Linked DNA regions of Homo sapiens: region 2 is linked to region 1. A link is a loop called in an ENCODE intact Hi-C map of the cell type or tissue named here. Cell type or tissue: HepG2. All regions are shown on one strand. Each heading gives the region's core, and the rest is flanking DNA. Links, peaks and the distances in the headings are about the cores only.

Region 1 (2,905 bases), core at 264-2,763:
CCAGAGGCAGAAAGTAGAAGAGAAGTTACTAGGTGGGGGGAGGGAAGAATGGGGAATGACTGCAATCATTTAATACAATGTTGTATTTAGTAATTATGTAAAGTAGCAAAAACTGGCCTGGTGCAGTGGCTCATGCCTGTAATCCCAGAACTTTGGGAGGCTGAGGCGGGTGGATCACTTGAGGTCAGGAGTTCGAGACCAGCCTGGCCAACATGGTGAAACCCTGTCTCTACTAAAAATACAAAAATTAGCCGGGCGTGGTGGCAGGTGCCTGTAATCCCAGCTACTCGGGAGGCTGGGGCAGGAGAATCACTTGAACCTGGGAGGCGGAGGTTGCAGTGAGCTGAGATTGCACCACTGCATTCTAGCCTGGGTGACAGAGGGAGAGTCCATCACAAAAAATAAAATAAAATAAAATAAAATAAAATAAAATAAAATAAAATAAAGCTTTAAAAAATTCACAAGCAGTTTCTCTATGAAACCTGACACTTTTTAAAAAACACCTAAGATGCAGCAGTGATGCATTGGAGAAAAAAAAAAAAAAGAGTTCCTATGAGAACCCTACCAGGCACACCGCTGAAGGCTACTTGAGCCAAATGGCGGTGACCTAGTTCATCATAATTAAGACCTAAGCCTTAATCCACAGATGGCTGGCATTTCAGTGTGAGGCCTAAGCCACACCTACCCTGTTCACAGTGTCTTTGACAGCCGGGACCGGCAGGCGAGGCAGCGATGTCTGGAAGCTGTACAACATGGGTTTTCGGCCTGAAAAGATCTTGACCATACCCTGAAGAGAGAGAATTATATTTTCAGACTACTGCCATACTACTCTGAAGGCACCTGTTCTCGTCTGATCTCGTGAAGCTAAGCAGGGTCAGTCCTGGTTAGTACTTGGATGGGAGAATGACCATTTCAAAGACAAGGCTATGTTAAAGATCCGAAGCCACTTTTCCCGTGCGCACAATGTGCCAACCACTTACTGATTTTCTGTGTCGATTTATTTTTCATCTGGTCCATCTTTTACCCGCCCCATACTTACAGGTTCTAGCAAATAAGCATATAACCCTGCCCTCCATGCCAATAAAAGCCTGGGCAACATGGCAAAACCCCACCTCTACAAAAAATTAGCCAGGCATGGTGGCATGTGCCTGTTGTCTCAGCTACTTGGGAGGCTGAGGTGAAAGGATTGATTGAGCCTGGGAGGGTGATGCTGCAGTGAGCCATGATCATACCACTGCACTCCAGCCTGGGCAACATAGTGAGACCCTATGTCAAAAAGCAAAACAAAAACAAACAAACCAAAAAACCAGGTAGAATCAAAGCCAAGCCTGACAGAGGCCGTGAGATGTCGCTGCCAGCGTCGTGACTGGCCAGGACCCTGACCGTGCTTCTGCACCTAGGGTGAGTCTCACCCCACCTCCTTCCGCAAGGCCCTTAGTTTCGGGATGGGCTCCAGGCTCTAGGAACAGTGAGGAGGGTCAACGTGCCTGGCCCTGAGCCAAGCCGAGGGGAAGCAGTTTCTTTCCTTCAGTCATTGCCAAGTCTCCCAAAGGACACATCTGTGGCCCTTGGTTTTAGGCTGGATGATCAAGCCTGTATAATAACCAGTCACCTCAATGGCAACCAAAACAAAGGCAGTCCTTGGGCCCAGGCGGGGAGTCTTGGTACTGCAGGGCATTGGGACTCAGCTGAACCTCAGCTGTGAACCCACTGGAGGGAGTGCCCTTTAGCCTGCTTTGCCAAGTGTGGGAGCCACCCCTGAGTCTCTTCTAGGTGTTAAATTCTGCTTCTCTAGAAATCAGAAATTTTATATCCAAATGGTAGAAAATTGATTTGAGAGAAAAAATTGGTTTGGCTGGGTGTGGTGGCTCACGCCTGTTGATCCCAGCACTTTGGGAGGCCGAGGAGGGTGGATCGTTTGAGCCCAGGAGCTCGAGACCACCTGGCCAACATGGCGAAACCCTGTCTCTATTAAAAATACAAAAAATTAGCTGGGCGTGGTGGTGTGTGCCTGTGGTCCCAGCTACTGTGGAGGCTGAGGTGAGAGAATCGCTTGAGCCCGGGAGGCGGAGGTTGTAATGAGCCGAGATTGCACCACTGCACTCCAGCCTGGGTGACAGAGCAAGATGCTGTCTCAAAAAAAAAAAAAAATTTGTTTGGCAAAGAGTGGAGTCCCGGTGTGTGGTGGGCACTGCAGTGACTCCCATGCTTCTCTCACAAGCAGGCTCCCCCAGAGGTTGGGACAGCAGCCCAGTCCAGGCAGGCACCACTGTGGGGGCCATCCCGAGGCGACCAAGCAGAAGGGCACCGGGGCCAAGGTCGGGGCAGACAAGAAACCAAAGCAGACCCACGGCTTCGTATACACCGGCAGACCCACGGATCAGCCCCATTCGAGAAAGATTCTGCAGAAAATGTTTCCATGATGACCTGGTCCATTACAACCATTTAGGCCACTTGGCAAGACAGGGGTGAATAAAGCAGATGTTTCTTTACACACATCTGGCCCCAGAAACCCAGGTTGGGCTTGAGGTGCCGAGCAAAGCCCAAGGCCCAGGGCCATGACTACAATGGGCAGATGGTACACGGGGCACACACCCGCCTGCAGGGGGTCACAGGGGCCCCAGCCCCCCAGACGGAGGCCTCGAAAGTCCAGAGACGATGCCCATCTTGGAGGGTTGATTTTCAGAAAAACTAAGCCCATAAATTTTTTTTTTTTTTTTTTTGAGACAGGGTCTGGCTCTGTCCCCTAGGAGTGCAGTGACACAACCACAGCTCACTGCAGCCTTGACCTCCTGGGCTCAAGCATTCCTCCCACCTCAGCCTCTCAAGTAGCTAGGATTACAGGCATGCACCACCACGCCTGGCTAATTTGCCTGGCTAATTTTTGTATTTTTAGTAGAGACGT
Region 2 (2,905 bases), core at 106-2,605, 150 kb before region 1:
TCATGTAAAATCCTGTAAACATGGCCAGAAACACGTGACTCTGATAGCTACAGATACACCTTTGATTCTGTAACTGGAGAGAGACAGGCTGGAAGAGGAAACCTCAGGAGGTGATAGGTCCAGACATGCGGCAGGGGAAAGGCAGGAGCGGGAGGAAGAGACGGGAGAGAAAGAGGCATGGTGGGAGGGAAGGCAGCCGACTTGCCGGGAAAGTGGCATAAGTAACAACTGAGGCAGAACTGGAGGAAGACAGAGAAGAGAGGCCCAGAGGAGCAGACAGGGATGCAGGACAGAGGGGAAGAACCCTTCACAGCCACGCATGGATCCAGAGTAGAGCTCAGAAAGCTACGGCCTGTGGGCTGAACTGGCCCGCTGCTTGTTTTCATAAATAAAGTTTTATTGGCACAGGGCCACACTTGTTCATTTCTGTGTTGTCTGTGGCTACTTTCATGTAGAGTTGAGTAGTTTTGACAGAGGCTCTGTGGCCAGCTCAGCCTAAAATATTCACTGTCAGCCGGGCACGGTGGCTCACGTCTGATAATCCTAGCACTTTGGGAGGCCGAGGCGGGTGGATCACCTGAGGTCAGGAGTTTGAAACCAGCCTGACCAACATGGTGAAACCCTGTCTCCACTAAAAATACAAAAATTAGCCGGGAGTGGTGGTGCTTGACTGTAGTCCCAGCTACTCAGGAGGCTGAGGCAAGAGAACCCAGGAGGCAGAAGTTGCAGTGAGCTGAGATCATGCCAGTGTACTCCAGCCTGGGTGACAGAGTGAGACTCCGCAAAAAAAAAAAAAAAAAAAGAAAAAAAGAAAAAAAATTCACTGCCTGGCCCTTTCTGGAAAACATTTGCTGACCTTTGGTTTACACTCATGTGGTCTTTGCTTCCAGGACTGTCCACTCTTCAGAGCTCATTGGGGAATCGAAGACTTTCCCCTTAGCTAGATCCAGGCCTGGGATGGGGAGGCGGCTGCCTGACGATCACACGTCTGCTGGCCCTAGGCAGCCCCGAGACCTCTCGGCACCCAGTCCCTTCTGTGTATGAATAACATCACACATCCGAGGCGAGCTCTTGCGCAGTCTCCTGTGAGCTGGCCTCCACACAGAAGGGTCATTCGCTAGAATGTTCTCCGCTCACGTTCTGAATTCTGACAAATATTCTCCAAATGTGATTTTCATCGCTTCAAGTGAGACCCAAATCTTGTTAGGTGACGCCAAGGCGAATTCAAATATAAAACTCTATTTGCCTTTAACATTTTCAAATATTAAAGCTATCAACAGAAAGGCAAGTAAAGAAATAAAAGTGCAAATGCTATGGGGAGAGAATGGCCCGCAGGCAGTGGGCGGCGAGGCCCCTCCTCAGCATCATCTGTATCTTGCCCTGCGCTGGAACTTGGCCCACAGGACATCACGTTTGCCGGCACTGCCTGGGAGGTTCCGGACACAATGCAAGAGTCTGGGCTCATAGCCAAAGGCAGGGGCTCATGGCTCAGCTACACACACATCAAATAACAACAACAAGATCTAACCGCAGAAACCCTGCTCCCTGGGGTTCATCTTTACCCTGTGTTCAGGGAAAACAGTCATCAGCCCTTGAGTTTCAAATGGCCCAAATTACCGATAATTTCAGCCTAAATTAGGCCATTATGTGCTCGCTGCCAGGGTTCCTTCTCTGATGAAAAGCAAGTACTGAGCGGTATCGTCCTCTCCGGGCAGATGGACGGGGCTGGGGGAGGGGTCCCTGGGCCGAGCCCCCTCACCTCTCTTTTTGGAGGGTAGGGGCTGGTGCTTGGCCCACTGTGACTTGGGCAGGGACGGCAAGCTCTGACCTGCGTCGGCCCTCAGGCCCCAGGTGGTGGCTCCAGGAGGACTTCAGAGGACCAGGGCTCAGTGGGAGAGAGGCTCTGAGTGCCCTGACAGGTGGGCACTGCCCTTTTTGAGTTCCCTGGGGTGGGATTACCGACACACAGTGCCAGGCATCTGTGTGCCCAGGAGGGGCCTTGGAGGTGGAGGCAGAAGCACAGGGGCCGGGGAAGCTCGTAGTCGGTGTTACAGACTGAATGTGTGTCCTCCAACTTCTTTTTTTTCTTTTTTTGAGACAGGGTCTTGCTCTGTTGCCCAGGTTGGAGTGCAGTGGTGTAATCACAGCTCACTGCAGCCGTGACCTCCCAGGCTCAAGTGATCCTCCCACGTCAGCCTCCCGAGTGGCTGGGACCACAGGTGCACCACCATGCCCGGCTAATTTATCTTTATTTTTAGTAGAGATGAGGTCTTGCCATGTCGCCTAGACTGATCTTGAACTCCTAGACTCAAACAATACACACCCACCTTGGCCTCCCAAAGTGCTGCGATGACAGGTGTGAGCCACCACGCCTGCTTGCCAAAACTCACGTCACAGCCCCGACCTCCAGTGTGATGAGAGATGGGGCCTTCTGGGAGGTGATCAGGAGGGTTAGATGGGTCAGGAGGGCAGGGCCTGGTCTAATGGGACTCATGTCCTTATGAGGAGAGACTCCAGAGAGTGGTCTCTCCCTCTCTCTGCGACCCCTTGAGCTTGCCCAGAGGTCATGTGAGCACACAGCCAGATGGCGGCACCCACAAGCCAAGAGAAGAGGCCTCAGAATGAGCCTCACCCGGCCCGCTCCCCGATTCTGACTTCCAGCCTCCAGAGGTGTGAGAAATAGACATCTGTGGTTTAAATCCCCCCAGCTGAGGGAGTTTGGGATAGCAGCCGCCCGCTGGGGAAATGGAGGCCCTGGGACCTCCAGGCCAAAGGCCAGCACCTGGAAGGGCATCGCAGAGAGGGAACGGCATAAGCAAAACTGCAGGGTGAGCAGAGGAAGGCAGGGCCAGAGAGAGCACCCCGTGGGATTTGGGGAGACCGTGAAGGCCAAGATAAAGGCTCT

What was found. A loop is a pair of places that touch in the nucleus more often than their neighbours do. Peaks named below come from ENCODE experiments on the same cell type or tissue, not always from the same donor. Only the 100,000 strongest peaks of a DNase experiment are listed, where the experiment ranks them.
Region 2: it touches region 1 in a loop (2.8-fold over the local background); 2 of 110 quality-filtered maps call a loop at or near these places.

Annotation. Positions count from the first base shown.
Region 1 is chr11:68,803,315-68,806,219 of GRCh38, forward strand. CPT1A (carnitine palmitoyltransferase 1A) reads right to left here. Exons shown (of 19, transcript NM_001876.4): 5 at 686-787. Among named protein-coding and RNA genes, the nearest start is that of CPT1A, 37 kb to the right of the region's middle. In HepG2, for the core only: no CTCF peak of the experiment used is centred there; no DNase peak of the experiment used is centred there.
Region 2 is chr11:68,657,859-68,660,763 of GRCh38, forward strand. No RefSeq gene overlaps it. Among named protein-coding and RNA genes, the nearest start is that of GAL, 25 kb to the right of the region's middle. In HepG2, for the core only: no CTCF peak of the experiment used is centred there; a DNase peak (open chromatin) is centred at 1,463; H3K27me3 peaks cover 2,027 bases.